Linked DNA regions of Mus musculus: region 2 is linked to region 1. The links are chromatin loops, found by intact Hi-C in ENCODE. Cell type or tissue: gastrocnemius. All regions are shown on one strand. Links, peaks and the distances in the headings refer to the core of each region. The heading gives the core; the rest is flanking DNA. Region 1 holds the start of Dis3l2 (DIS3 like 3'-5' exoribonuclease 2). Region 2 overlaps Dis3l2 (DIS3 like 3'-5' exoribonuclease 2).

What was found. Peaks named below come from ENCODE experiments on the same cell type or tissue, not always from the same donor. Only the 100,000 strongest peaks of a DNase experiment are listed, where the experiment ranks them.
Region 2: a loop joins it to region 1, with 7 times the contacts of the local background. A loop is called at or near these places in 1 of 42 quality-filtered maps.

Annotation. Positions count from the first base shown.
Region 1 is chr1:86,696,378-86,712,041 of GRCm38, reverse strand. Dis3l2 (DIS3 like 3'-5' exoribonuclease 2) reads right to left here and starts at 8,238. Exons shown (of 21, transcript NM_153530.2): 1 at 8,171-8,238. In gastrocnemius, for the core only: a CTCF peak has its summit at 8,071; DNase peaks (open chromatin) are centred at 6,413 and 8,256; H3K4me3 peaks cover 1,991 bases; H3K27ac peaks cover 1,711 bases.
Region 2 is chr1:86,749,502-86,765,165 of GRCm38, reverse strand. Dis3l2 (DIS3 like 3'-5' exoribonuclease 2) reads right to left here. Exons shown (of 21, transcript NM_153530.2): 4 at 10,886-10,939; 5 at 4,777-4,878. Among named protein-coding and RNA genes, the nearest start is that of Dis3l2, 54 kb to the right of the region's middle. In gastrocnemius, for the core only: no CTCF peak of the experiment used is centred there; no DNase peak of the experiment used is centred there; H3K4me3 peaks cover 429 bases; H3K27ac peaks cover 3,255 bases.

The DNA of each region.
Region 1 (15,664 bases), core at 5,878-10,877:
CCCTAAACAATACAAGAGATACTATAACTAACCTAGAAGTGATTTCAAAAGGATATTCACAGGTCACATGAAAATACAGTGTTCCATATAAGGTACCTAAACATCAGCACAATCTTCCAGGCTCTTGGAGCTACAGAAACAAAAGGCTGGAGAGGTGGCTCAGCAGCTAAGAACACTTGTTGCTCTTAAAGAGGACCTGAGTTTAGTTCCCAGAACCCACAAACTAGCTCACAACCATCTATAATGCCAGGTCTAGAGGACCCATCACCCTCTTCTGACCTCTATGGACATGAAGCACGCACATGGTGAACATACATAAACACAAGCACAAGTGTTCTTTTGTACCATGCACACACACATACACACACACACACACACACACACACACACTAATCTAAAATGGAAAAGAAGCTGACAGACAATTATACTTTGTTATATTGTAGTCCACCAGACCAGCAAATTAATTTATCACCATAACCATGTTCAGGAGATCCAGTGAAAACCTCTCTCTCAACAACTTTTCCAAAAAAGACAAGAAAGTCTAAATAAATAGAAAGGGAAAAAAAGCACATAGCAGGGCCTCATTATTAAAAACAGATCAAAGTCTAAATAGAATAACAACTACTTTTAAAATTAGTTTTCAAATAACCTTACCAATGGTCACTATTAAAAGATGCTTAAACAGACAATAAAGAAACAAATGCAGACTTTTTATGTGTGCTGAAGGTTATGCCTCAACAGATAAAGGATTTCTTAATTCATGATTATAAACAATGACCAGCTATACAAGTGAAGGAAATTATTTCCATCCTTAAGCTACTCCCCTACTTCCCACCAAACCTGATAGTGACCAGGAAGAAAAGCAACAGATTTAATATTAAAAGACTAAAATAGTATTGAATACATAGTCTATCTTAAACACATGCAATGTCAAATATCCTGTTTGCTGTGTTAAAACTATTCCAATGCACAGAAGATGAAAAACTTGGGTCTGGGAAGATATTCTATCAGTAAAATAGATCTATCTGTCGTGTAAGCATAAGGACCTGAGTTCCAACCCCTAAGACCCATGTGAGGAACAAAAAAAGGTTGGGCCCAGATGCATGCATTTTAACCCGGGGGGCGGGGGGCAGAGATGGAAGGATCATAAAGAACAGTGAAAGACCTCAACCCTCCAAAGACCTGATGGAGGAGATAAACATATGGCTCTGCAACAAAGAGCACTGGCTGCTCTTCTGAAGGACCTTGGTTCAACTCCCAGGACCCATATGGTGGCTCACAACTACCTATAACTCCAGTTACAGAGGATCTGACACCCTTTAAGCCTCCACAGGCACTGTACACACCTGCTGCACAGACAAACACTCAGGCAAACACACACACACACACATATATATATTAAAAATGGTAAATAAATCTCTTAAAATACATATCTATCAAAAAACAGTAAGAATAATGCTTATAGTACAATTTAGTAGCATTCTCACTAAAGTTAAAATGTAATTTCAATTGTTTGTCTTGTTTTTCAAGAACTGTCTGCTCTTCCAGATCTCCTTTTAATTTCCAGCAGCTATATGGTGGCTCACAACTATCTGTAGCTAGGATTCTTAAGAGCACTGAACACACATGGTACATAGATAAATATACAAGGAAAACAATCACACATATAAAATTTTGTTAATTGTTAATGAAAAATAGAACTGGGCAGTGGTGGTGCATACCTTTAATCCCAGCACTCGGGAGGCAGAGGCAGACAGATCTCTGAGTTCAAGGCCAGCCTGGTCTACAGAGTAAATTCCAGGACAGCCAAGGCTACATAGAGAAACCCTGTCTTGAAAAACAAAAACAAAACAGCTACCCAATGACTCTACATTTGAAGCTGTATCCAAGTTGCTAAGATAGTGGGATACTCTTGGGTATAGTAAATTAACTGCTAAGATAATCAATAAATGAATCAGCATAAGGTATGCTGACTTCTTTGGAAGGAATTTTATGAACACAAGATTTAAGACTTCTCATACAATAAACAATTCAATCACAAGCACTAATAAAGTAACTAAGTAACGTAAGAAAACACTCTATCAATCAATCAATAACCGTGAATTAATTATGTGCAAGACTTTACTAAGTAATGAAGGCAGATTTTTAAAAGATGTCTGCCCTGGACCAGACTCATACAGTAGCTAAAGACATACAAAAGGCTGTTTTAAAGCTAGACAAAAAAAAAAAAAAAAAACACTTCTGCAATTCAGTCCAACTCCTTTGTTATCTGCTTTCACACCCAATTCAGCCAAACACGTGCCTCCTGTGCCAAGCCCATACAGAGTAATACCCAGTCCCCTTGCCCCTCCTGCCCACCCATACACTACATACCCACAGACGCTTCCCTCCCTCACATTAGAGGCCTGCAAGATTCCTATCTTCCACTCAAGGAGCTAAAGGGATCTGCAACCCTATAGGTGGAACAACATTATGAACTAACCAGTACCCCGGAGCTCTTAACTCTAGCTGCATATGTATCAAAAGATGGCCTAGTCGACCATCACTGCAAAGAGAGGCCCATTGGACTTGCAAACTTTATATGCCCCAGTACAGGGGAACGCCAGGGCCAAAAAGGGGGAGTGGGTGGGTAGGAAATTGGGGGGGTGGGTATGGGGGACCTTTGGGATAGCATTGAAAATGTAAACGAGGAAAATACCTAATAATAATAATAAAAAAAAAAAAGATTCCTATCTTCCAAAGCTCATCCCAAATGCTTCCTGTGTCTTTGGAAATCTGTTATGAACAGCACGGTCCTGCATGCTATGCTCTGTTATGGTAATCTTCCCTATTCATCTCCTGTTTTAGTTCTATATTTGTCTGTCTTGCTTGAATCAAGTTATATGGTTAGAAAAAACTAAATTTAAATTTGAACCATTAGCTATCTGACCTTAACCAAAACAAACTCCCAAGTTTCTTAAGTTTCAGCTCCTGAATATACAAAATAAGGAGGTCATCACCTACTGGGTGTTCTTTATTGAACTGATAGGGGTGTGGGTTCAGAAGAGGAAATGTAAAGAAAGACACTGACTGGGGATAGAAGTGCCTCAGAACAACAAACAACAAAGGACATGAAAGCTGCAGCTATTAGGGCTACACCATATTCTTAAAGAGCTAGAGGTAAAATTGAATATATTAAGAAAAGACAGAAAAATATTCAGAAGATCCAAGTAAGGCCCCTAGAGATTAAACACTATGGTACCTGGGTCTATGAGATGGCAACAGGCCGTTACCAGCCACTTCAGCCTAACAACTTGAACTTCACCCCAGGAACCATGTAAAGATAGAAAGAGAACTGATCCCACAAAGTTGTCCTCTGAGCTCTACAAACATGCTATGGCATATGGGCACATGCACACACATACGTGTCTGAGATTAAAGATATGGTGAACATATCTTTAATAGCATGCCATAGAATAACAGGATAACTGAACTAGTAACAGATTAGATACTGAACAAGGAAAAGGCTAGTGAACTCAAAGATACAGCAATAGGCAAAAACATGAATCCAAAGAAGGAAATTAACAGAGCATCAGTGAGCTGCAGAACCGCCTCATACAACATAATATATTTAATTATATTTATTTAATATATGTTTAATCAAAATCTACAAGGGAGAGGAAAAGGAAAGAAAAATATTGGGGAAAATGATAAATACTTTACAAAATTGATTTAAAAAATTACAAAATCAAAAATCAAGAAGTTCAATGATACCAAATACAAGGAATGTAAAGAAAGCTACACTAATACATACCACAATCAATTTGGTTAAACCAGTTTATTAAAGGGGATATCTTTAAAGCAGCCACAAAAACAAACAAACAAAAAAAACAAAACAAAACAAAAACACATAGTATGTACCAGGAAACAAAAGGATCTTGGCTGCTTTCTTTCTTATCAGAAACAAGTGAGATAGAAAACAATAAATAAAACAATAAATCAACATCTTTTAAGTGATTGATGAGAGAAAAAAATCTAAAATTCATTACTTAACAAAGTTTTTCTAAAGCAAATAAAGTGCCTTTTTAAGACATACAAAGGCCCCATTAATAGAAACTTTAAAGGAAGTCCTTAAAGCAGAAATAAAATCATAATAGATGCAAGTATGAGATTAGCAGAGGAATGAAGAGAAAATTAATTCAATGCATGTGTAACCATAAAGAGGTTTGGCTTTTTGGCAGAGGTGGAGGTGTTGAGACAGGGTTTCTCTGTGTAACATACATACATACATACATACATACATACATACATACATATATACATCTGATTAAGGCTGAAGAGATGGTTCAGTGGTTAAAACCCTTGCCTTGCAAGCAAGCCTGGGGACATGGGTCCAGATCCCAAGAACCTATATAAACACTGGGTGAGTATGGCAGCTTGCCTGTATTTCAAGCCATGAAGGAAGACACAAGAGATGCCCAGAATAAGCCAGACTGCAAGACTAGTCACATCAATGATCTCTGGATTTCAATGAGAGATCCCACCTCAATAATAAAGCAGAAAATCTATACAGGATGACTCCCCACACCAACCGCAGGCCTCACACAAACACGTGTCCACAAATACACACACACACATCCACCTATACTTACATGAAAATGGGGGGGGGGGGTAACTGATTCTATGTTTTACACTGGATTTTAGCCAAAAGGCTGAGAAGCAATCTGATTCTATTTTGTAAAGATGCTTACATATAATAGAAAGTGCCCTGCAGTTGACAACACATAGAATAAGGTGACCAAGAACACAAGTATACAAGTAACCTCAACAACACAGATGATTAATAAGGTCAATAAAAGGCACAACCAAAGTTCATTCGAAAAGAAACAGCTATCATAAATACTTTCCATTAAAGAATCCAGATTTTAGTCCAACAAAAACCTTCCCACGAGGACACTCCAAACCAGATAGAAACAGTAATAAATACTGATAACAGGTAAGGAAAAAGAAATATCAACTGCATACAAAGTATAACAAAAAACTGAAGGAAAGGGACCGTTTCCTAATTCATCAGGGCTTCCAAATTTATTACTGGTAAACCAAATAGAAGATTTAAAAAAATATAAACTATTTTGCCCCAACTGTGTGAATGAAGCCCAGAGATTAGTTGATGGCTTTGAGCTGAGTGATGGAAGACAGGGACGTTAGGAGCAATGCACAAGTCCACTCACTTAAACAAAGGGGCCAAAATTATGACAACAGACAGCAGAAAGATGGTTGCCAAGAGCAGGCGAGAAGAGAGCGGATTTCTCTAGACCTACGCTACGCTTCACTGAAACGTTACCCCCACTGAACTAAACACTTGGAAGTGATTAGGTGTCTGTGGATGGACGCATGCACCTGGAAACCAGCAAGTCAACCTTAGGTTACCCTCAGAAGCTGTCTGCCTTGGTTTTCATTTGGGAGGGCTCGGGGGCTGCTTTGTTTTGCTTGGTTTTCTTTTGTTCTAAGCTAGTCTCTCACTGGGACCTGGGGTTCACAGATCACAACAGAACACAAGGATCTTTCTGTCTCCTGAGCACAGCTATTACAAGCACATGACACCAGGTGTGGGTTTTACATGGCTGCTTGGGATATGGATCTCAGGTCCTCGTGTGCTGCAAACACTTCACCAACTAAGCTAATCCCCAGCCTGACAGTAGGCTTTATATTATGTGGTTTACTACAACTTTAAAAAAAAAAAGAGTTTAAAAAAAAAGTCACAAAAACTGGTTTCCAAGCAGTAGTACTGATTAAAATTACTTCTAATCAACTAGCCATAATGATCTCTTTTATATTTTTGGTTAGGAGTCTAGCCCTTAAAAGTTGAGCCATCTCTTCAGCCCCAATTCTTTTTTTTCCCAAATAAAAGAAAAATGAGTACATCTTGCAAGTGGGATATGGAGACTTCTCAAATTATAATAAAGCATGAGAGGCAATGAGATGGCTCAGGAAAAAATGCATTTGTCACAAAGTCTGACCACCTGAGTTCAATCCCCAGAGACCCACCTGGTAGCAGGAGAGACCCCCACAAGCCTACACACACACACACACACACACACACACGCACACGCACACGCACACGCACACACACACACAAATAGATGTAAATTTAGTGGTTTTTTTATTAAAATTTACAAAATATAGGGAGCAAGTTGAAGAACAAGGAATGGGAAAACAATACAAAGGCTAACCAGTGGTAGAAACACAAAGCATGCTATTCAGACACAAACACACTATGTCATCCCAACCCAACACACAGCCTAAGTCCCTAAGTAGAACCTTCCATAGAGGCTTCTCTTTATTCAAAGCACAAAGAAAAATTCAGCTTGCCTACAGGGTCCAGCAGAATCTGGACCCACGCCACTGCTCCAGCCCTCTGTCCTACCAGATTGTTCCATGTGGCCCCAGCTCCCTCTCTAAAGCTGTACCTTCTGTCCCTGGTCCTCTCCAGCCACTCTGCCAGCACAGGGTCTCTGCCCTGCTATCTTCAGTGAGACTGGAGCACTTCCTTTCCCACGCATCCCGAATCTCTCCATTCATATGCTGCATTTGTGACTTCCCTTAACATATCACAACTGCAGCTATATTGTCTGCTAAAGACAGAAGTCACATCTGAATTCATTCTTAACTCCACAGCCAAGCACAGCACCTGCTGAAGGACTGCTAAGGTCTTCCTACAGCTTAAGTCAAGCAGAGCATCAAAGACGGATAAGCTACACACACACACACACACACACACACACACACACACACACACACAGGGTTGGGGGGTCATACCATAGATAAAACATAGTAATTGGTTGCTGAGTAACCATTGTTTTTGCTGTCTCCTGACACAGCGCCTGCTACACATTAAACACTCAAAAATAAAGAATATCAGTCAAAGAGCAAAATTTCCACAAGACTCTTAAGTCTCACGTATTAAACAGTAACTCTGCTTAAACTGTTGTGTTTTACATAAAAATAAGACTGACTGCAGAAGCAAAAGATCTAGACGGGGTAAGAACATGGTGTGTTCTTAAAGAAATGGATCAGGATCAGAGTGACTTTAATTTTTTAAATAAGAACTAAACCACGTGAAAACGTTTCCCAAGCCCTAAAGAATATTATTTACAAAATTATTTCATTCGCTCAGTTCCCTCCAATACATAGTGTATCTATCCTTTAGAGGCAAATCAACTATGTTCCTAAAAGTCCCACCCCCTAACCTACTACACAGCACTGAATACCTACCACATAGATTGTATTTAATCATATGTCATCTTCTTGTTTTCCCAATGGTGGAATGTGTACAACCTCGTATGTCTTCTAAAACTTATTTCAAGTGCATTAACACTACAGGTGCTTAGTACTGAAACTAAATGATACCATTTTCAATGATGAATCTCAAAAGGCTCCTGAATTTTATTCCTAAATAATTCTGCAAATTGTTCACAGCTATGTTTTCACGCCATCATTCTATTAAGAACAGCAATGTCTAAGGTCTTTTTGGTGTCACTTGTCCAAACTCAAAAGAGGTTTTCGGTGCCACTGTTATCTTTTGAAGTGTAAATCAGAGATATATTTACACCTGGCCCTATTTAACGGAGTAAATTTTACTTGCAATCTTTCCCAAGATTAGTCAGGTCCCAGGACGTCCCTTCTGTATAAAACTGGACACCACAACAGCTAAAATACAATATACTGTCCACAGCTCATTCCTAACTGCAAAGCTAACTCCCGGGGAAATAAATGCTCGGTTCAAAGCGTATAGACACCTGATAAAGTCTATATCACTTTGGAAAGCTCGGGTGATCAGCAAGCGCTGCCGCTCATCACTCCGGAGGCACCACAAGCCTATCAGCCTCCATCAGGACCCACGAGAGAACACGTCCCCAGGTGCCCCAAGCCTCGGAAAGTCGCGGCTTCCCAGACACCGACTCCAGTCCCCTCTCCCTCCTCTCGCACTGAACTGAAATATAAAAAGTTAGGGCCCACGGGGCGTGAGGAGCCTGAGGCCGGGTCGGGGCCGGCGGAAGGCGACCAGAGGCGCCGCGGTCGGGCGCCCCGTGAGGCTAGGACGCACGGTCCCGGCCGCGAAACGCGGCGCGGAGGGAAGGCCAGGCCGGACGGCCGGGGCGTGCGCAGGGGGAGGGGGCAGGAGCCTCACCGTCGCTCCCGGGAGGCCGGCGGCGCCGCAGACCCGCAGTTGCTAGGGAGAATGCGCTTCCGGGTCACGAGCGAGCGTTCCGAGAGCGACGGTGGCCGGGTTGAGCCAAGAGCGAAGCGCGGGGCTAGTGGGCGGTGGAGGCGGTGGTCGCTGCAGGACCACGGGATTGAATGAGGGGCGGTACGAGGCTCATCCCGCGTGGGCGGCTCCCGCCTTAGCGACAGCAGCCTTTCTGACTGGGGTCCCTCTCGCGCTATCTGGATCCTAAACCCACCACCCAGCCGTTGTCACGTTGCAGGTTCCACCTGACTTTTGGATGCTCTCAGCACCAACGCCACCACCTTCCTAGTTACCAAGTCTTTATTCATCCAAGCATTGGCCCATCACTCCTTCACTGGACACCTGTACAGGACTAGGTGCATTGTTGGCACGCGCAGGCTGGTAACCAGAGAGGTGACAGTGTCCAGCTAGCTCAGATGAGCGAAGGAAGCTATAAAGCCTGTGCGAGAAAGGCTAGCCTAGGCAAAAGAAGAGAAGAGCAAAGAAACCTCAACCAAGTGGAGGGGGAGAGAAAGTGGGTCAAGCCATGGAATACCTGCAATGTGGTGTTAAGGCTGCAGGAAGGCAGCATGGCCTGATAGGCAAATGGATCAAAAATTGAAAACATGAGGACTCTGAACCACAGAGAAGGAAACCCAAAGAGCGTCCTGGGAAGTATGAAAAGGAAACAAACAAACAAAAAAAGTTAGTGAGGAGCTGGTCACAGCTGCCAACTGTTGTGGAGATCATGTGTTCAGTGATGCCAGTAGAATAATCAAAATTCAATACTACAATGTCAAAGTAGGGAGTGGAGTGCACTTCATTGGACTGTGAGTCTTTTCATGATTGGTTTAACCAGCTGTCTACGTGTGAAGGAGGCAGCTTCGTTTTTCTCCATGTAGCGTCAAGAAAAGAAGATATGGGAAACTTCTGGATTTCTTCCTGCTTTAAGAAGCCCCACCTTGGTATAACTTCCATGCTTGCTTAAGGAATGAGCCTGCGGATTCTTATTTTATTTTATTTTTTCTCGCTCCTCCTCAGATCCTTTCAGAACCCTTAGACAAACTTGCGTGTAAGCAAACCTTGCCTGTTCTAACTGCAGAGAATAAATGGCAGAGGTTTGGGGATTCTGTGACTAGTAAGCAGGATAGTGGAAACAGGGATGGGGAAATCCAGTAGAGACAAAGAACAAAGGATTGGAAAAACAAACAAACAAACAAATGGGGTATGGGTGGGGGGCAGAAATGGGAGGTGAGCTAAGAAAACCAAAAATAAACTCAAGAATAGAATGGCAAGGACAAAGGAAGGAGAGTCAAGATCATTAGTGTCTAAGACCACATTTTGACTGAACATCTGGTGTGAAGGCTGAGTGCATGTACTACCATGACTCCTAAGTCTAGTGAGCCTGTCTTCCTCATGTGAGCTGAAGGAAGTCCACAGCACACTTTGTAGTGGATGGGGGCTAAGAGCCTTGCTCCACATGCCTTTCTGGTCCATGTATAATCCTCCTAGAACAAGGGTGCCCTTAAGCTCTTCCAAAGGATTTAGAAATAATGATTTCCTGTGAAAAACTGTGAGTCTTTTCACAATTGGTTTAACCAGCTGTCTATGAAAGTAAACCAAGTAAACGGTTTTAAATGTGTGGCTGAAGAATACAGGAACGATATAGTCAAGAGAGCTATCTTAATCTATTCTCACTGCAGAAACGAAATACCAGAGACTGAGTGGTCTGTGAGCAGAGGCTGGGAAAGCCAAAATTAAGTCACAGACCCTTGTCAGTGTCTGATGTGAGCCACTTCCTGACTGATCATCAGGAATCTGCTCGCCATATTCCCGAAAGACAGAAAATACAAATACGGACTCTAGAATCTATTACAAGGAGACTGTTCCATTCATGGAGACTAGATGCCCATGACTTAATCATCAATCAATAACTCTGCCTCCCGATACTGTCTCTTTAGGTGTTGGGGAGGTGGGGAAGGACAGACATTCATTTTATAGCAAAGGCCTAGATATAATACAGCAAACCAGGACCAGTAAGTAGTGATGGTTTGATAAAAGTAAGCCATATCACTTGTTTTGTGAATAAAAGGTATAAAGCCACCTCATGATCTAGAGAAGAGAAGGCCCAAACGCATGAGTCGGTGAATTCTGTCTAGCATATACCTTAGAGTGTATTCTGAAGAAGGGTCAGGTGATTCATTAGGCCCCATTTGGTTGGGTTTCTGTTGGATGTCAGTGGTGTCATAAGAAACGGGAAGGCCTAATTAGCTCTACCCTTCAACATGGTAAGCCTAATCTATGTTTGGTTTCTGGGTGATTGACAGTCCATTAATGATGCAAAGTGCTTTGAGAAATGTCTCCAAATACCCAGCATATGAACAGAACCACAACTCCCATGCCCTGCTGGGATATGAAAAGAGCCTCCAGCCTCCAGAAGCACACCAGTTTGATTTTAGGAGGCCTTGTGTCTACACCTTGGTCTTGTCTGCTGTAACAACCATAAGCTGGGAACCTTAAACAACAGAAATGTACACAATTCCTGAAGTTGTGAACTCTAAGGTTAAAGTGTTGGCAGATTGTCTGGTCGGGACCGACTTCCTATTTCCTGCCTTGTCCTGATCAGACAGGAAAAGAACCAGTTGGCTTTCTACATTCTCATAAAAATACCAATCCCATTCTTGATGTCTTCACCCTTGTGTTGCAATCACCTTCCAAAGCTCCAGCTCCTATTACCTTGGACCAGTTTTCAGAATATGAATTTGGAAGGACATAAACCTGCAGTCTGTGACCTTGCTCTTAAACCCCATTTCACTGATGAGTTAAGGACTTAGAAGGAGCCGCTGTTGTCCTAGAGATTTCCAGGGTAGGTTAATCTTGATTATTGACCACCATTGCCTCTGCTCAGGATTCCGTGTTAATACCCACCCAGTCACAACAGCAGGCATTAAGGAGTGGTCGATAACTGCACGTTCCCTATCACCACATCTTTACACATTCTGCCATCAGCTGGTCCCAGAAGTTGTCTTTTTCCATCCATTCAATTCCATTGGCATCAGAGACAGGGAAGAGAGCAGTTACTAAGCAACCTGGGATCAATTAAAAAAAAAAAAGTGTTGTAATCTCAAAGATAAACCCAGGCGACAGAGGCAGCGTGTACATACACATTCGTGGGAGTAAGTGGGTGAAAGAGTGCAGCGACCAAACCAAACGCCACAGGAACTCCAGGGAGATAAGGCAGGACCAGTTCATTCAGCAGCTTGACCTAACTGCTGTGTGCTAATCTCATCACACAGGAGGTAAAGGATCTGGGGAGGGTGTGAAATAGGTGAGAACTGAAACCATTCCAAGAAGCAAAGTAAAGTTATGCTAGCTGGCCTGGAGGGCTCTGGGGAGACTTCAGATCATAAAGACCGCATAGGTGGACTGGGTGCATGGGCAACGAGCTGTGGACAAGCAATAAGGATGTCTCAAGGTCTCACTACCTGGCCCAGCCTCTTCCTCGACGCACCTACACCCACCCAGACCACTGCTTCCAACTGGAAGCCATGCTCTGTATTCTGGTTTTGTTCTTGTTTTACTATATATAAATGCTTGGCTTCTTTCTTTCTTTCTTCCTTTCTTTCTTTCATTCTTTCTTTCTTTCTTCCTTCCTTTCTTTCTTTCTTTCTTTCTAGTATTTAGTTTCTCTTTTCCTTTTAAAATTTTAATCCTTGGGTCTCATTGTTTTACCATTGTGTTCTTTTTTTACCTTATAGGCCCCGTTTAAATTTTTGATCTTGCTAGAGAGATGGCTCAGCAGTTAAGAGCATTGGCTGCTGTTCCAGAGGACCCAAGTTCTCAGCACTTGTGGGCTGGCTCACAACGGTCTGTAGCTCCAGCACCACGTGGATCTTACGCCCTCTTCTGACATCTATGGGTACTACATGCATATAGTGCTGACATACACGCAGGCAAAATACCCATCTGTACACATAATACCGTAAAAGAAAATGAAGAAATAAATATGATTTCTGTCTTTCTAATTATTTTAACTGTCAACTTACCATTTTTTTAAATTGTGTGTATGCACACACTCTGTGTGTGTGTGTGTGTGTGTGTGTGTGTGTGAGAGAGAGAGAGAGAGAGAGAGAGAGATAGAGAGAGAGAAAGTTTCAGGAGTTGGTTCTCGGTTCTCTCCCTCCACCTTTTTAAGACAAGAGTTCTTCTTATTTCTAAACGATGCTTCATATTCTAGCTTAGCTGGCCTGGAAGCTGGCGGATGCTCCCATCTCACCACAGGGATACTAGGATGACAGATGTACACTCAGCTTTTTACACGGGTTCCCAGAATAAAACTCGGGTGGTCTGGCTTGCACAGCAAGTACTTTCTACCCACTGAACCCAATTCTCTCCTAATTTCTTCAGTATATTGTTCCTTTTAGACAGTCTCTTATTATTAGCTTTTTAGTGTTTCTTAATGCTCCACTTTTTTTTTCTCATTCTATACTTTAAATGTGGGTTTTGAGCCCAGCCTGGGCTCAATGAGAACTAGTCTCAAAAGAAAGAACTTTCATTTTTATCCTCTCTAGGCATTGTGTTTTATCTCTCTTCCATCTCTGTCTTATGCATCTCTTTAGATTCTGAGTGGTCTCTTTTAATCATGAGACATGCTCCAAGGGGCACCTAATAACAGTTACACCTGAAAGAGAGAAAAATGACATGAAATCCACAAAACCCAGACTGCTAGTGGGGACTTGCAGTCTGGGGAAATGGCATCATTAAACAAGACTTTACTTTTCTTCCATACTTTGCCACTGCCAGATCCCAGCTCCAGCTGGAGATAAATGTAATATAAGGGGACCTCCTGAGCTACAGTCAATGGCACAGCAACACGTCACAGCCCTTACAGCAGGGGGAGCCAAACTGCTGGGTTAAATCCAGCTCCCCTAGTTGCTCACTGGGAGCCATACGTGGCTGTATAGTCAAGACTGTATAGTTTTGAACTAGTTACCCAATGTTTTCCTTCCCTCTAGAACAGTGGTGCTCAACCTGTGGGTCAAGACCCCTTTGGAAATTGCTGTTAGGTTTGTACAATACAGTTCATTACAGTTACAAAGTAGCAAAGAAGCTAATGTTATGGTTGGGGGTCACCACACCATGAGGAACTGTATTAAAGGAGCTCAGTGTTAGGAGGGTTGAGAGCCACTGCTATTGAACATGGGTGATTATGGTACCACGTACAGCAAACTATAATGTTACTATAAAAGATTTAAATGACATGGTAAGTGTAAAACATTTATAATGGTGCCCAACATATAGTAAATATATACTGTTATCATTCAATAAAAAGTCATTCCAAATGGTAGCCACTCTCAAGGGTGTAAAATGACTGTGTCTGATGGATGGTGGTCCCAACAACAAGGTAGCATTTATATTTCCATAGCAGGCCACATAGCCTTCCAATCCTTTGGGGGGGCACTTCTAACAAATGGAACACCAGCTGTTTTGTGATCACTTACAGAGGAAGCCTTGTGGGGCAATGTATGTTGGGGTGGCAAAGAGGGGAAATATAAATGAAGAATTAGTTTCCCTTTCCATTCAATAATACTGTCTTTTCACTCTACACAGAAAACACCTGATCTCCTGAGGTCAACCTTTGAATTGGGTTAGGGGTCAGCTGAATCAGGAAACTAAACTCACCCATTAGTGTTATCACAGCTCAGGACTATAATGGCTTAAGGATGAGGGTGCATATGTGAATTCTTAGGGTAGGGGGATATGGAATGAGCAGAGGTAGGAAAAAATGATAACTTCATCCAGAGTAGCCTAACCTCTATAAATATCCACATCTTAGTGTGAAGAGTAGGAACATAATATAATGTGCAGGCTTGATAAAAACATAATGACCAAATCTTAAAATGTCTTACTGGGGGGGGGGGGGCTACAAGATGGCATGATGGATTAAAGCATTTTCCACCAAGCCTGACAGCCTGAGTTTAATTATCAGGATCCACATGGTAGAGAGAACCAGTTACTACAAGTTATCCTATGACAGGCATGCATGTGCAACACACACACACAAGTGTAATTTAATTTCTTTTTACTGAGAAAATGTTTCATAGCAAACCAAGATAGTCTGATTAAGGAGGATTTGTAGAAGTAAGTCTTCAAAAACTTAAATCTATGTATAAGAGAGAAAAATGCCGTTGAGCTAAAATATGTGTGAGGATTGAGCAAGGGATGTTTTAGTTGAGATAATTGGAGAGACTGGATAAAGCTCCAGGAAGTTGGGTTCAGAGACATTACATCTGATCTCTAAATGAATCTCAAAAACAGCATCTATTAGAAACCCTGTATTAAGTTTAGAAGAAAGCCAAGAATTTTATGAACTGAGAAAATATCAAATAACATAATTACAACAATTTTAAGATTACATGTAAATGGACTAAATTTTTCTACTTAAAAAAAAACAGAATCACAGACTGAATTTAAAAACAAAATTCACATCTATGCATCTTATAAAATATATTTCGAAAAAAAAAAAAAAAGAAAGGAAGGAGAGAGGGGATGAGAAGTTGGCTCAGATAAGCCACGCTTATACAATAGCAAGCATCGCCCGCGCTGGCTTGACTGTTGAAGCTGTCTTCACCCCAGGACTCCAGCACACCCTGGCATGCCCAGAACACAGAGGGAGCCCCCTAGAGGTCAGTGTGAATGAGGGGCTACCACCACCTCCCAAGGGAGAATTTCTTTTCAACCAAAGCCAGGGAGAGGACCAAGGACAACAGGTCACCTATCGCCCTATGGAGCAGGGAAACTGGAAGAAAAGAGCATGCCTTTTGGCCAAGGGCAGCCCTGCCCTGCGGGCTTTCAACAGAAGAAGAACCAACAAGGGAAGGGTGCTGTTGGAGCATGTTGGCATCGGTTCCCCCACAATGCTTCATTCATGAGCCTCACACCCAGGCTTTGACCCAGCCCGCCCCCCACCCCCACCCCCAGGAATCACCAGCAAGTCCCCACACCTCATGCCTTGCTTCAGCTTCCTCCACTGCAGAAAGCGATGGGCAGAGACTTCCCCAAAGAACATCCTGGGAAATGAGAGCTCTCCCCCAAAATGACCACCACTATTTTAGTAACAATTATGCCATTACAAAAAAAATATTAATTATGGTTTTGAAAACAAAGATATCCTTAGTTAAGATGATATGGAGACTCAGAAATGTTCACCCTCTGTTAGATTGCAATACAATGAGAATACTGGGATACCATGTGCTCACAAGTGACAAGATGTAAGTGGAAGAAACGTTCTGGAAGGGAGCACTGGGTTGCAAGGCTTCAGTGTATGCCTCCATATTTGAAAAACAAAAAATGATACCAGGCTCACAGTTAAAGCTATGTTCGAGAAATGTTTATAGCTTTAACTTATAGTAACAAGAAAGATGGAAACAATGAGATCTACAACTCAGCTTTTCT
Region 2 (15,664 bases), core at 5,977-10,976, 53 kb before region 1:
ACTGCTGCTACTCTCAGGCTCAGGATGCCGGCTGCAGCCCTAAGTTAGACTGCTATCCATGGAAGTACATGGACCATGGCATCCTGTTTGGACCAGCAGAGAACAAATGTGTGCAGGTGTGACGAGGAGCTCGCTTACTGCCTGGCAGCAACCGAGTACCACTGGAGATACTTCTTCTTCCCCTCTATTTTATGTGAGAAAGACTCACCCAAGTGCGACTGACAGGCTACATGTCCCTTCACACATGGCAATGCAGTTCGCTTTCAGTCATGCAGCATGCAATTTATGCATAAGAATCCCTGGAGGCCAAGTTCAACAGCCTGCATTTGCTTTCTCCCTCCATTCAGGAACTCACAACTATGAGCCTGTGGAGTTGCCAGTCTGATGAAGGTTCAAAGTCCTGGGCCTGTTTTATACAAATACCACTGTGTTGGGCTTGGTATAATTTTTGAAGTTCAACCTTTATGAAACGCTGTACTATCTTCTACCTGTTGCAGAGGGTTGGTGGTCAAATGTGGATGAACACCTGCTTAGGCTTGGCTGTAGTAATAACATTGCCACATGATACATCTAAGAATTGTAACTGTAATAAAATATGTTCCCTACCTGTCAAAAAAAAGAATTAATGTGCCAATAATTTCATTTCACTAAGGTAAACAACCAGAATGGCTGAATCATGTATTAGTCATATGCTGAAGATTTTAAGAAACTACCAAACTCCTTTCCAAAGGAATTGTCCATTTTTTCCCATCAACAATACTAGTTACTCCATAACCTAACCAACACATGGTCAATCTTGCTGACTTTAACTATTCCAGTAGGTCTGTAGTATCTTGTGATTTTACTTTGTATTTCCTTAAAGACTAATCATGTTTAATATCTTTTCCCATATTTACCATCATATATCTTTAGTAAAGCTGTTAAACATTTTATGAATTTTGTAATTTAGTTATTATTGAATTAATATTTCTTTATATTCTAAATAAAAGTTCATAGTCAGAAAATGTTTTTTGCAATCTTTACCCATATCTGTGACTTATCTTGTTTTATTTCAAACAGTGGCTCTAGAAGAACAAAGTATATGATTTTTGATGTAATCAAATTTATTGACTTTTTTTATACTTTGTAATTTCTTTTGTTATACTTAGGAAATATTGGCCAAATCTGATGTCTAAAATCTGGAAATCTAAAATTTCTGACTTAATTTTCTACTAGCAAATTGGTATTTTTACATAAACATTTGGATCTGATTCATTTCTAACTTCTGTTTCCTTCTCTTGCTGGTCCCTATCTTACCTTCATATCCACCTAAATCCAACAGCATAGCTAGCCCTGCTACAGGAGCTTTAACGAAGGTCTTGAAAGCTCCAATTCTGCTCTTTGTTTGGCTCGTCCACATAAACCTGAAAAGCTGTCTGTAAATCCTTTAAAGAGACTGCTATATTGAAGGAAGGCAGCACATGGAGTCAGTTTGATCTGTTTGGGTAGAAGTGAAAACTTAAAAATATTGACTCTTTTCTATTTCTCCTCATTCCCTGCATTCTTAATTTCTCTCACTGATGATTTTATAGTTTTAGGTTACACAACTTATATTTTTGCTCAAGTTTCTCCTTAATTGTGTCATAAAAATCCTATTATAAATAGCATTTTCAGAAATTTTTAATTTCCTATTTTTCATTGCCAGCATGTAGAATTACAAATGATTTTTTTATATAAACCTTCAGTTCTTCAATCTTGATAACTCACTTCTTCTAGCATCTTTTTCAACAGACTCGTTAGAACTTTCTACAGAGAAAACCATGTAGTTTTCTCTGTAATAATAAAACAATCTTTGTAAGTAGTGTTTGGTTCTACCCTAGGTCTCTAAGCCATCTAGTTTCTAGAACCTGGACATCCAGGCAGTGGCTGGAGGAGGAAAGGGAAGGGAGGCAGCAGTTAGGATGTATTATAAAAGAAGAGTAAAAACAAAAGGCATATACACACACACACACATACACACACACATATGTATATATGTATATATATTCACACACATATATGTGTGTATTGCATATTTATGTATATATACATAATCATAAAACAGTTATTTTCTACTTCCTTTTGGTACTGGCTTGAATTTCTGAAACAATACAGGGAAGGCAGGCTTGGTAGCAGACACCTACATCCCATAACTGTTCGTGATAAAAATTTGCAGCAAACCAAGAATAGTGATCATATCATAAACTGAGAAAACATAGAATGGGTAGAAGACATTAGAGCAGTGTCATTCTTAGCGGTGGAGGGATCTGCCTTCAAAAACTGAGAAGAAGCAGGAATGGCCTTGTCATCCTCCTCTTAGTGGGTAGGACAGTCTTACCGTGTAGCCCAAACTCAGGGTCCTCCTGCCCTAGGCTCTTCAGTACTAGAATTTTTATCAGGAACAGTTATGGAATTTTGTCAATTGCATTTTCTATGTATACTGGCTGATACTTGGTTGAAATAAGGTATAAGACTTAGTTTGTTAAAGGGTGGGCTATAAAGACTGCTTTTCAACATTAAGCCAACTTTGCATTTCTAGGACAAGCACCATGTATTCATGTTCTATTCTTGGGCCATGTTCCTAGAGTCTCTTTGCGAATATCCTGTTGGATACTTGTTCACCTGTGTTTATGAGAGGTATTCATCTTTAGATCTTTTATGTTGTTTCTTACTCTAATATTTTACAATGGTGGTCTTATAGAATGAAGGAAACAGGGTAGCTGTGAGGAGCAGATGCAGCCGCCACCCCAAGATGGTGCCCGGGATGGCTGCCAGGTCTTATGACATGCGCCTGACTTCCTCATTATTTCTGCCTCATCAGCTCACCTGAGGTGTCGTCACTTGCTGTGAACCTATGGACTGCCATTTTGTGACTGGGGTGATTGGGAGGAGTCAGTAGGGTATTTAAGGGGCGCCCCAGGGTGGTTCTGGGGATTCCTGTTCCTGCATTGCAATGCTAAATGTTCCTGAATAAACCTGCTTGAAGAAAGACAACCAGGTGTTGCATCTTTCCTGCTGGTCGGGGTGGATGTGGCAGGTAGCTCCTTGTGTAAGACAAGGACTATTTCTTTTTTAAATGTTTAGCAGGGGAAAAAAATGTTTAGCAGGGCTTGCCAGTAAGTGGGACAATCGAGGATGCTGAAGTTTTTTTCAATAATATATCCAAAAAGGAAAATATTAACAAGACCAAGAAAAAGCTAGTAGGCATGAAAAACATGAGGGCAGAATGTGACTGATGCTCCTGTGCTATCTGGTTTCCACTGTGCTGAAGACTGAAGCTCAGGGTTTGCACATGTCATACAGTACCACTGAGCTACATTCTCAGTCACCTTCTTTAAGAAGACATGGTTTTCTGCAGTGACAGACACTTGCATGTCTGTGAGGTCCAGTGTGACAGCCACTAGTCATGTCTTTTGAACAAGTGTGACATATCTGTATGTAGTCTTTGCTCTCATAGATTTTTGGCAGGTTTTGGCAGATTTAGAGTTCTAGACTATCAACTAGATTCAGAGCCGAAGATATCATCCCCTTGTCTTATAATCTCTGTGGCTATCAACAAGTCAGCTGTTACTCTCTTAATTTTTGAAAGCATACTGTTCCTGTCCCTGGCACTTTGGAAATGTTTTCTCTTTGGTTTCTGCAGACTTACCACCATATTCAAAGGATGACTTTCTTTTCATCCTACTTGGGGGTCAATACAATTTCTTGATTCTGATGCTTGATAACTTTCATCAGTTTGAGAGGTTTCCATCATTCTTTTTCAAATATTACCTCTGCCTATTTCAGCTCTATTATAACCTTGAGTTCCTCAATGTCTCTCTACCTCTCTCAAGCTCTTCAGAGTTCTCTACCCTCTTTTCTCTGACTTTTACCAGTTCAGTGATGTTTACAGTAATACATACTTTCCCTCACTGTCCTCCATTTCAGCTAAAGAAATCACGGTCATTTTGCTTAAATACAAGGTGTAACAGCTGTTTGCAGCTCCCCTGTCTGTTCTTACAGCTGCCTTCACTCCTGTCTACTCTATCTTCACATGCTAACTTCTCTCCACCTCAACTCTCACCTCCAAGTCTCAGCTTTCACACTGGCTCCCTGTAACATGCAACTTGCCTCACTGCAGTCAATTTTCCAACAAAAGTCAGGATAGTTTCTAGCTTGAATTCTTCCATTTTTACATACTAACTGTAAAAGAAAAACAGTAAGATTTGTCCTCAAAGCCTGGACTGTGCCAACTGCAGGGATGCTACCTGTTTTGCCAAACCCTTTCCTGCTTAGCTAGCTCTAGCAGCATGGGCATTCACAAAATCAGACCTCTAGGTCCAGGCTCGGTGGCACACGCCTTACATCTCAGCACTAAATATATATTGCTGTGTGTCTCAATACAGGAAGCAGAAATGGATGAAAAATACCACCATTTCTGTGGATTTGTTGTTCTAACTCTCACAGCATAGGGTATAGGAAATTATAAATTATTTCACACTTGACAAGACCCTACAAGCACTTTTCTTATCCAAAAAAGTATCAGAAATTAGTGCAAGGATCTGACAAGGTAGATTGACTAAAGTGTGTGTGTGTGTGGGGGGGGGGGGAACGACTTCAAATCCCCATTGAATAGCCTTATTCACAGGCAAAACTTATTTTTACCTTGGAGTCCAAGGGGCCCATAACACCAACACACACACATACAATGCCTAAGTACATTATGGAATGCACAATACCCTATGAAGAAAATAATTAGAAAAGGAAATTTAAACTCACCTTCCACTGATCCTCAGGAAGCAGTTTTACAACCACAAGGTCCCCATTTAAGGCTCTATTACGAGCAACAACTCCATCAATAAAAATGTCCCGATCACCATCCTAAATTGGAGGGAGAAATAAAGGAACAGTCAAGTTACCAAGGCCTGGAGCCAAAATTTATCTCCTTCAAAGTGTTCATACTCTAAATCTGTCTGCTAACTTAACAAGAATACTACTCTAGTAGCTAGCAAGACGGCTCAGTGGTTAAGAGCACTGACTGGTTTTCCGAAGGTCCTGAGTTCAAGTCCCAGCAACCACATGGTGGCTCACAACCATCCATAATGAGATCTGATGCCCTCTTCTGGTATGTCTAAAGACAGCTACAGAGTACTTACATATAATAATAAATAATATAAAAAAAAATTCAAACCTAAGAACAGACTAGCTGAGGCTAAAATCACCAAATACTTAAAGAGATCTACTAAAGGCTGACAAAAACAAAGAAAAGCACATAAAGAAAAAAACTAACACTGTAGACTGATTACTAAAATGAAAAAGATAATATTCTTATGTTATCCTTTTTAGCTTTAGAGTAGAAAAAGAAAAACCGCCGGGCGGTGGTGGTGCACGCCTTTAATCCCAGCACTCGGGAGGCAGAGGCAGGCCGATTTCTGAGTTTGAGGCCAGCCTGGTCTACAGAGTGAGTTCCAGGACAGCCAGGGCTATACAGAGAAACCCTGTCTCAAAAAAACAAAAACAAAAACAAAACAGAAAAAGAAAAACCTCCAAATAAAGCAGAGAGAGATGAAAGGAGCAAGAACTAAAATTAATTTAACAGATACATATGTAAACATTTACACTTATATGTAATTTTAAGTAAACATAAAAAATATATGATTCCCTAAGGAATCACATTTAAAACCTCAGTGCCAGAAAACAGGAAACCTTCTTTCAAGTTGTTGGTCAAGAGAGTCCAAAAGACTCTCAAAATAACATATGCTAGTGCTGTTGCCCTAAAATGCCTCCCAGAAATTGAAGGTCAATCCCTATTGCTGAAGATACCACATACTTCAGATACAGGAAAACTTAATCACTGGCGGAAGAGAGAGAATCAGACTTCCCCTCAATGAGCATCTTAGTTGGTTACCTAACAATCTAAACACATATAGAACACCACAGTGACTCAGCAGGTTACATTTATGCATTTATATATATAAACATATGAGTATATACATGCACATGTATACACATAAAAATATAAGGTTATGAGAAGTAGTGAGAAGACTCAGGAGGAATTGGAGGAATGAGAGGGAAAGGAAATAATTTAAATATAGTACTCCTACATGAAATTTTAAATGAAAATAGATTAAGATTCATGAAACATCTTTAAACCTCTATCTCCTGACGTCAGAGCATGGTAAGCTCTAGACCATGAACATGAAGCACTGACACCTTAGGCATGCTCAGTCTCACAGCCAGAAAGGCCCCGTGGTAAATGGGGTGGTGCCCAGCAAACTCACCGGGCATCTACTTCAAAATCTAATGCAAAAAATAGCTAGATAAAAACAAGTTTTGGGGGTCAGAGGCCAAGAGAAAAATGTCTCGACAAACATGTGCTCTTCTTTAGTCTTCCAAGTCATCGCGTTCCTTTTCAGAGAATAAAAGAGAAGTTAAATGTTGGCTTTCCTTACAGGAGCTAATAGCAAAAGTGTCTGGAAAGTCACTGATTTGTAATACAGACACTCTATACTGTTAATATTTAACATTCAAATAACTTGAGTACTATAAAATTTTAGTTAGTTAAAATGGGCATTCTAAATCTGCCAACTCCTCCCAGCTACAAACAAATTCAAGATATTTTAAAACAGATTTTCTATTCAATTTCCAGTCTAGTGATGACTGGCAGCTGTGGCCTACACTCTGCCAAATCTGACCCCACCCTCGTCCCTAAGGAACAGCTACCGTGTTAGCCATAAAGAAGTAAGGCAGTTTGACCCTGTGATGAGCTTCTCAGAGAAACAGAGATGACTGGTAAATAGAACGTGAACCACACGAGTGTGACACATCACCACCAACTGTTGCTTTCTGCAATGTATTTAAAGCACCCTGATCTTAGGAACCGCCCTCCAATGAAGAGAGCAGCTGCTCAGAGGTCATCCTAACCCATTCTCATGTATCAAAACATCAGCAATGCAAAGTCTCCTCAGCAAGCAGCTGTACTCCTCCTTTGGCAGCTCAGAAATAGAAAGATTCGATGACTAGACTTTAGCATTACTGTCTTAAAGAACCAAGAAGAGAGAATGAGTAGAATCTAAGACAACTCCTAGCTAATGTGTCACTACTCAATTCTTCAATTCACTCAGAAGCCTATTATCTACAGCCAAGTCTGTCATTTTAAAGATAATAAACTTAAGCCAGGTGATGACGGAACCTTTAATCCCTGTACTCTGGAGGCAAAGGCAGGTACACCTCTTGAGTTCTGAGAGGCCAGACTGGTCTACAAAGCAAGTTCCAGGACAACCAGGGCTTTGTAGAGAAATTTTGTCTTAGAAAGCAAAATAAAAGATCCTAAACTTAGGAACTGTTCAATATTATCCCTCTTAACTGGATTTTAAAGCTACACAATTCAACTCTTCACTTGGACACTGGAAGACTCACCTTATCCATTAGAAAGAATAGCATAGTTGAGGGTGAGGAAGGAGACAGGAAGTGGATGGTAAACATCCATAGAAAAATAAAAGGAGTGTGGACACATCTAACTTTAAAAAGAGAGAATGAAGGAAGATAATATAAGAATGTCATAATGCTCAGAGTATCCTCTATTGATGAGATAATAGATCCTTTTGGACCAGGAATAAATTCCACAGCTGGATAAAGCATGCCTCCCATGACAAGACACAAATTACAGAGCTTCATAGACCAATATAATCCAGAACAGAAAAAAATAACAAGCTGTCCATTCCTTTTCTTTAGCTCAACTAAAAAAAGATAAAAAAGATATTGTAATATTATCATTTATCTTACTTTACTTAAAAGTTATTTGTTTTAATTTTCACTTTGTATTTTATTTTTGCCAAGAATTCCAAGATACTAGCAGGTAGACATATGTAACACATTCCATACATTTAGAATCTACCATAAGGGAAAAAAATCTACTTACTACCAATAGAAATTATAATAATTCCAAATCAAGTTCCTTCGATACAAAATATTCTTTCATACGTGATGATGAGGACTTAGCCCACTGGACTAGGTGGATATTTTCAAATGGCAAATAGCACCCAGTAAACATTTTTAGAGTAAGAATAAACCTAATCTAACAGAGGGTATTTTATCAACTCTTCATATTAGACATGAGAAAATCTTTCTATCTCCTGTGCTCAGACCATAGGTTCTTTTCCTACGTGTTCCTGTCTTACAGGTAAGCATTCAAGCCCCAACACTGCACTTCCTAGTCTACCTGTAGGCATTTTGCAATTCAACACAAGTTTGGTCTTGATGCGGACATAAACTATACTTAGCCAGAAATTCATGCTACTGAATTCTATTAATTCTTTTCTACAATGCCTCTAAATATTGAAACTGACCAAAAGAGCCCCAAAACAAGAATACAGTACCATTCTAACATCCAAAATTAGAGTATATTCACCTACAATTGGGCCTTGATAAGCAGCCTTTACTGCCAGTCTTCCCAGGGGTGAATTTAGTATTAATAGTTTCTGGGAGAATGTGACTATTCCATTAGGTTCTAGATAAAACAACATATACATATTTTATAGAAAAACCATCCTAACACTGCATCCATCTAAAACTTTCTAAATAGAATATGACAGGTAAAAGTTTCAAATAGAAAAACAAATATAAACCTTGGAAACACAGATGTTTTGCTTTTTCCTTCCTAATGTTAACAGACCAGACTGAAGCATATAAACATAATATTTGTAAAGCAAAGAATATGAATTTAACTTGCAGGATCCTAACTAGACTCTGTACACCTCCTCATCTGACAAGAAATTCTAAGAGGTAAAAGAATGTGTTCCCCTGAAATCGGCCTAAGCACCGAGGTGGCACTCTGTACTTCATGCAAGTTAAGGAATGGTATTGCTAAGAAACATGGATATAGAACTCAGACCTGTAGGGTAAGATAGCCATATATGCATATGCATATGCTCAAGCCCTGGTTAGATGTAAAGGAACCAAGAGAAGACAAGAATCAAGCTTGAGAAAGAAAGGTGTTAGAACACAGGTTAACAGTCAGCCCAAAGCTCCACAGAATATGAATTCTATATGTAAACAAACATGGGTACAAAGAGGTATCTTTGTCATAAAATTTATTTTAATGTTATTTTTATTCATGTGTATGCAAAGGTGAATAACCATGCATGTAGGTATCCACCAAAGCAGAAGAGGGAATCCGATTCCTTGGAGCTAACGTTACAGTACTGTGAGACCCTGGTGTGGTGCTGGGATCCAAACTTTTATCCTCTGCAAGAGCAGCATGAGAGCTTGACTCCTGAGCCATCTCTCCAGCCCAATTCATAACCTCTTATATATTTGGAACTGTCCCTTAGTTCTAGGCTTCACATGTGTTAAGTGCTAACCTAACAGGGATTTAACTTCAAAGAACTCAAGACTCAACACTTAGGAAAAATAAAAAGCTATAGTAAAGTTTTCAAACGTCTACAGTCCCCTGTATCCTTGCAGCCAGCGAGGCAAACAGAGTAGATGAGAGGTCTGAACTCTGGTCAGTTCACAGATATCTCACGGGATGAATTAAGTGAGATTTTCATGCTTAAAAATCACTGTTTCTCATACACGAGCGAGGACTCCTTAATTAAACTTAGTTAAACTCCTCCAACTAGAAGGCTACAAAAAAAAAAAAAAGTCAACCTTTCTAATGTGAGAAATGTTGATTATATAGAACCTACTGAGATAGCTAATCTTGATTCTAAGATGGCACGTGGCACCTTCTTGAATGTGATCGTCATAGTATGAGCAAACTCTAGAATCTAACCACATGTAAACACACTCTACACACTCCACTGCTTAACAGAACTGTTCCCAAAGTAAAACCCCACCTCAAAGTTGTTACTTTACAAGTCAGAGTATAGATATGTTTCATCTAAGGAAGAGACTATGATTTAGAGGAAACAGTGTGAAAGCATCAAAGATGTTTTTTCCCTACTGTAACAGTAAGCCTTGAACTTGAAGTAAATGCAAGCACTTGATTTCTGATGGGAGAGAGAAAAAGAGAAAAGGAAACTGAGCAAAGCTTGAGAAAAGAGAATAAGGATACTGCAATAGTAGCAGCAGTAGTAACAATAACAGTAATAACAGAATCACCTATGAACAACACAGCAATGTTATTAAACTTGCCATGTAGCTAATGAAATATGTCATTCCTTTCTAAGCAGAAGTTCACCCCTATGTTTCTCTTCCACTGTTAAAAAAAAAAAAAAAAAAAAAAGTAGCTCTCCATGACAACATCCTGGGAAAGTTAGGCCAGGAACTCAAGACTATTGCTCTTCCAGCCTCAGGTACAACCCTCTGCACAGACCTGCCGCTAACTACTTACCAGTGCAGGACTACTTTAACCAGAGAGAAGCTCTTAAGACAAGTCATGAATACAAGAAACAGCCTAAAAACAAAAACTAAAGCGCCTTGACCAAAGGCCGATCACCTGCACAAAAGTGAAGTGAGAAACCAACAGAAAAGCATTACACATTATTTTTGGACAAATGTTCAGATTAGCTCATGCAGTAGATCGAAAGTAGATAGCATATTTGTTTAGGAAAGATTAACTTAAATCAGTGGAAAAACCTATAAATCCTTTTAAGCTATAAACCAAGAGTATCCAATTACATGGGCTGGCCGGTAGTCTGTGAAAGTCCAGCTGCTTTCTGCAGCCTCAGAACAAATGTCATCCCTCTCATTTGGCATTCAATTTTAAGACTGGCAGAAGGGGTAGTGAACAAATTTTATTTATTTAAATTTGAAACAAATCTTTGCCTATTCTCAATTTTGTTTTACTATTCTGCTTTTTAGTCAAAGTATATGATTTCAAGTTCAGAGTACATCTAAAATATTCAATATGACATTAAGTTTATTATAAAGTTAATAAACTTACCGGAGAAGGAATGAAGGCTTCATGAAACTTCTTTGGGTTGATTCTCAATACACCCTTTAAAACAAAACAAAATAACAATCTTTGAAAATTCTACTAGCTGGATATTTATTTTTCCTATGTATGTTATTCTCTGATTAAAAAGTTCTTAAACAATTTGATTCAGAAAACAAGTTAGATGTATGAGAATTAATTTAAGGCTGGTACAGGAAAAACTAGGTTCCAACACTGACAACTGAGACTACTGCCCTGCTCTGATGGGCACAGGAAATACCAGCCCTAGGCACAGAGCAGGACATGACAACTACTCACCTTCACCTTTAAACCTTGACTCTAACAAGGCTGTCTGGAGAGTATGCCTCCTTCATATTAGCAGCCTACTTGCTCCAGGTCAGTCCCATGACCTCTGCACAATGTCACGTCTCTGGGACCGTTTGTTTTCAAGCTGGGTTCTAACTGGATGCTTAGCCCCGAGGAGCTGGATGGACATGTTCTACTCTGACTCCTTTGCAGAACCGAATGAGTTAATAATTCAAAATGGTTCCTAACAACTCTTAATGCAAATGTCAACGCTAGCTCCCATAGCTAGGCCACCCAGTCTGCCTTCAACTTCGTATGACTCCAGCACCAAGTCAGGATCCACTTCTATTTATGTACAGGCGTGCAGGTAGGGGCAGTCCTTAACAGCCACTCAGTGCTGTGGGCCTTTTTCAGGCAGCCATAACCTCCCCCAGAGTCCAGCTGCACTCACGGGCCACTGGAACACGTGCAGGGAAGAAACTGTTTTCCTACCAACACAACTCAACGGATAATTTGAGAAAGTGTTTAAAGAACATTTCCCACTAAAAGGAATGACTCAAAGGCACAGAATTCACAAGATAGGTGAAGGTATAAGATTAAATGGAAAATAATTTCTTTCTTTCACAGGTGTTTAAATTACAAATTTCCATGCCATGATACACATCTTAACATACCAACTAGATTATCACAGATGATCACTCAGTCCTTAGCCATTTGTATTGATATTTGATACTGATTATGATCAAGCCCCAAACAGACCACATAGGGTACTGAATAATAACTAAGTTTAGTCCTTGAGAAAGAAAACGAATGGGATGCTGTGAGATTACAACTACAGCACTTTCAGCTAGCACAGTTCTAAGAAAAGATCAAAGGTGAAGGAGTAGAGGTGCAGCAGGTGAGGCATCCAGCACTTGCTTGACCCTATGTGGCCAGAACTCTGCTGGTTACGGAAAGGGGTCAGGAGATAGAGCTGACAAAGCTGCCCAGGCTTTCTTGGTTAAGAGTGCTGAAGCAAATTCACTTTCTAAAGCAACTGTTTCTTACTGAAGGAAAGGGGAAACACTTATAATTTTTTTCTAAATACTCATACATTCAACAAATATTTCCTGACCACTAGCTTGACAGTCACTATGTATGATGAGGAGGCTACAATAGGGAATAACAGACAGCCTTGAGGGGAAATGCTTCAGCAAATTTAAACAGTATTTTTAAGCATTTCATTTTCTGATTCCGGACAGCCTTTTCTTCTTTTTTTTTTTTTTTGGCTTCATAAATTGTCACTTTTATTTTTATATCAGAGAGATTTTCAGTTGCTTCTCTGGCTAATCTTAACTTCCTGTTCCATATTTTTTTGTTTTTGTTTTTGTTTTTTTTAATTAGGTTTTTTCTTCATTTACATTTCCAATGCTATCCCAAAAATCCCCCATCGGACAGCCTTTTCTAAGCTTTTTTTTTTTTTTTTAAATTACTATTCTTCTTCCATCTCCTTTTTAGTTCAGCAAAGAGTTAGCCTCTTGGTTTGAGTGTGCCTTTAATTGCACAATACTGCGAGAAGCCAAAGCTGGGCTCCCAGGAAAGACACACATTGTTCAGGTTTGAATCTAGGATCAACTTAAAATATATGAAAAGGACCAGAAAGTTCTTGATTCATGATTCTCTCTCCCAAACCTCCCAACAAATAAAAGCACAGAGGGTAGGAAAGAAGCCTTGTTTCAGATTAGCATATGGAAATTAGCATATGGAAATTTGCTTCAGATTAGCATATGGAAATTTGGCTTAAGAACTGGATGTCAGGAACAGACCCCAGAGAGAACAGATAACAAGTAGAACCAAGCAACTCCTCCTGAGTCCTCAGCAGAGTAGAGATGTCCCTGCAGCCTGACAGAAGGCAATAATAGTACAGCCTGTCAAGAAACAGTTTGCCAGCTCAAAGACTCACCCAGCAGAGGATCAGTCTCACCCAGAGGAGGCCAAGGCTTGTGTTTCTTACCCAATCCCCTTTAATTCCTCGTTTTCAAACTTTTCCAGGCCTGGAGTTTAACCAATGAGGATCCTGTACTTCCCATCCCATTCTAAATACTTCTGTGACTTCTTACCAGATCAGAACCTAGCCCTGCCCTAATGTCATTGCTTCCTTTGGGTGTTATCAAAGAGAACATCTCAAGGATGGTGAGGATGTTTCCCAATAATTAGTTTCTTCCTATATTCTCAAATACCCCTTTGAAGTTCATGTCCTAGTTCTTGCTAGACTTGATACACGTGCCTTCTAACTTACTGATTATAGCATTAATTCACTAATGTTTTGACTCAAGTGTCACTGCCTTCCCTTATCCCAATTCCTATACACATATAGGGACTTTGAATCCACATCAATGACCAAATCACTCCTCCTACACATAATCAATAAAACCTACCTCTCAACTGACCCCCAAATATCTGATTTCTCCTAGCCTATACTCAAAGACCAGAATGGCACTGCAGAAAAATAACACACAAATGGTCTAATTAGTCTAACTTGGCAATCACAAATACATTTTAGCTAGCTTACAGTATGTTTGAAAAGACGTAAAACTAAGGAATTTCACACATAAAAATGTTTCCAGATTTTTTTAAATTTTTTATTTATTTATTTATTTATTTATTTATTTATTTATTTATTTTTGAGACAAGATTTCTCTGTATGGCCCTGGCTGTCCTGGAACTCACTCTGTAGACCATACTGGCCTTAAACTCAGAAATCCACCTGCCTCTGCCTCCCAAATGGAATTAAAGGTGGGCGCCCCCACTTCCCGGCTCCAGATATTCTTGAAAAATAATCTTAAGATGTACAACTGCAGACAGGGCAGCAACCACCTCAACTGAATTACAGATGTGCTAGACAGTACTTAAAAACAATCTCAGACACCATTCATATGTGTAGAATATGGACCATGTACTTTTAAGAGCTAATGAACTAATTTAAATTAAACTAGCTAATTTGACTTAACTACTACTGTTTTCTTCTTTTGATATAGATAAGGTGACTGAGACACTGAGAAGATAAATCTGGAAAGTCTGGCTCCAGAATCCAGGCTCCAACACCTCTGTGTTAATAGCATCACCGGGACCCTTCACACATTTACACCCTCCCAAATCCACACAGTTTTAATTCTGTCTTCCTTACCTTAACCAACAGCAAGATCAGGTCTTCACCTGATTCACTCAGATGCTAATGGACAGCCCCTATTCCTCCTTTTACCTCCCTGTCCATATGCATGCACTAGCATGGTGTCCACTCAGGCTCCACATGCACACACTAGCATGGTGTCACACTAGCATGGTGTCCACTCAGGCTCCACATGCACACACTAGCATGGTGTCACACTAGCATGGTGTCCACTCAGGCTCCACATGCACACACTAGCATGATGTCACACTAGCATGGTGTCACACTAGCATGGTGTCACACTAGAATGGTGTCACACTAGCATGGTGTCCCCTCAGGCTCCACATGCATGCACTTCCCTCCTCACTGCACCTCTCTGCCCCTTTTTTCATCCCACACTATTTTCTTATCTAGTGGATTTTGGTGGCTTTCTAAGTGGACGTCCAGTGCTACCTACTTAATACCCTTTGATGACTTGCCATTGTTCTGTGCATGATATCTGCCAAGTCCTGCATGGCCATGTGAAAGGGACAGTGTGACATGGTTTCCCATCCCTGGAACAGAGCCAGCAGGGTCTATGCCTCTGAGTGCTGACAGTTGCTAGGTGTAAGACTTATTTGTATATTTTACTTTCTGTTCCTCCTTCTGGGAAAGTCTTCTCTGCCAAGGTTGATGACTCCTTGATAACCAGCGACAGTCCAGGAGTCAAGGGCATGTCTATGTCGTTAGCAAAAAAAAAAAAAAAAAAGGTAAATGCTGTGACCTTCAAGACAGCCCTTAAGGCTATGGGAAAGAACTCTGAAAAATGAGTTCAAAAACATAATTTTTCAACTATGCAAAATATAAGGACATACTATGAATCATATAAGGAGATGATTCACAGAACAACAACAACAACAACAACAACAACAAAAACAGAGGCAGTTACACTATAACCCAGCTGGTCAGAAAGATATAAAGGCAGGCAAATTTCTGATTTCAAGGTCAGCCTGGAACAGAGCTAATTTAGGTGCAGGCGTGGTCTGAATGGTAATCTCAGGATGAGATCCCACCCAGTTAAATTTCTTGTTTGTGCTTACAAAGACAGGCAGATCTCTGAATTCCTCTGCAATGTTAAAAAAAAAAAAAAAAAAGGTGACTTGCTGTCTTCTAAGAATCAAGGGAGAAAGTGGTCATGGGATGCTGATTCCTGGGATAATCCAAAGGGAACCTGGAGTAAATGACTGAATTGATTTGTAAATAACACAGGCTGCCAGCTTGTACCCCAAGATTGACTTCGAGTCGTTTTTTTCCATTTCAAACACCCCTTCTCTCAGGAACCCCTTTCTAAGCAA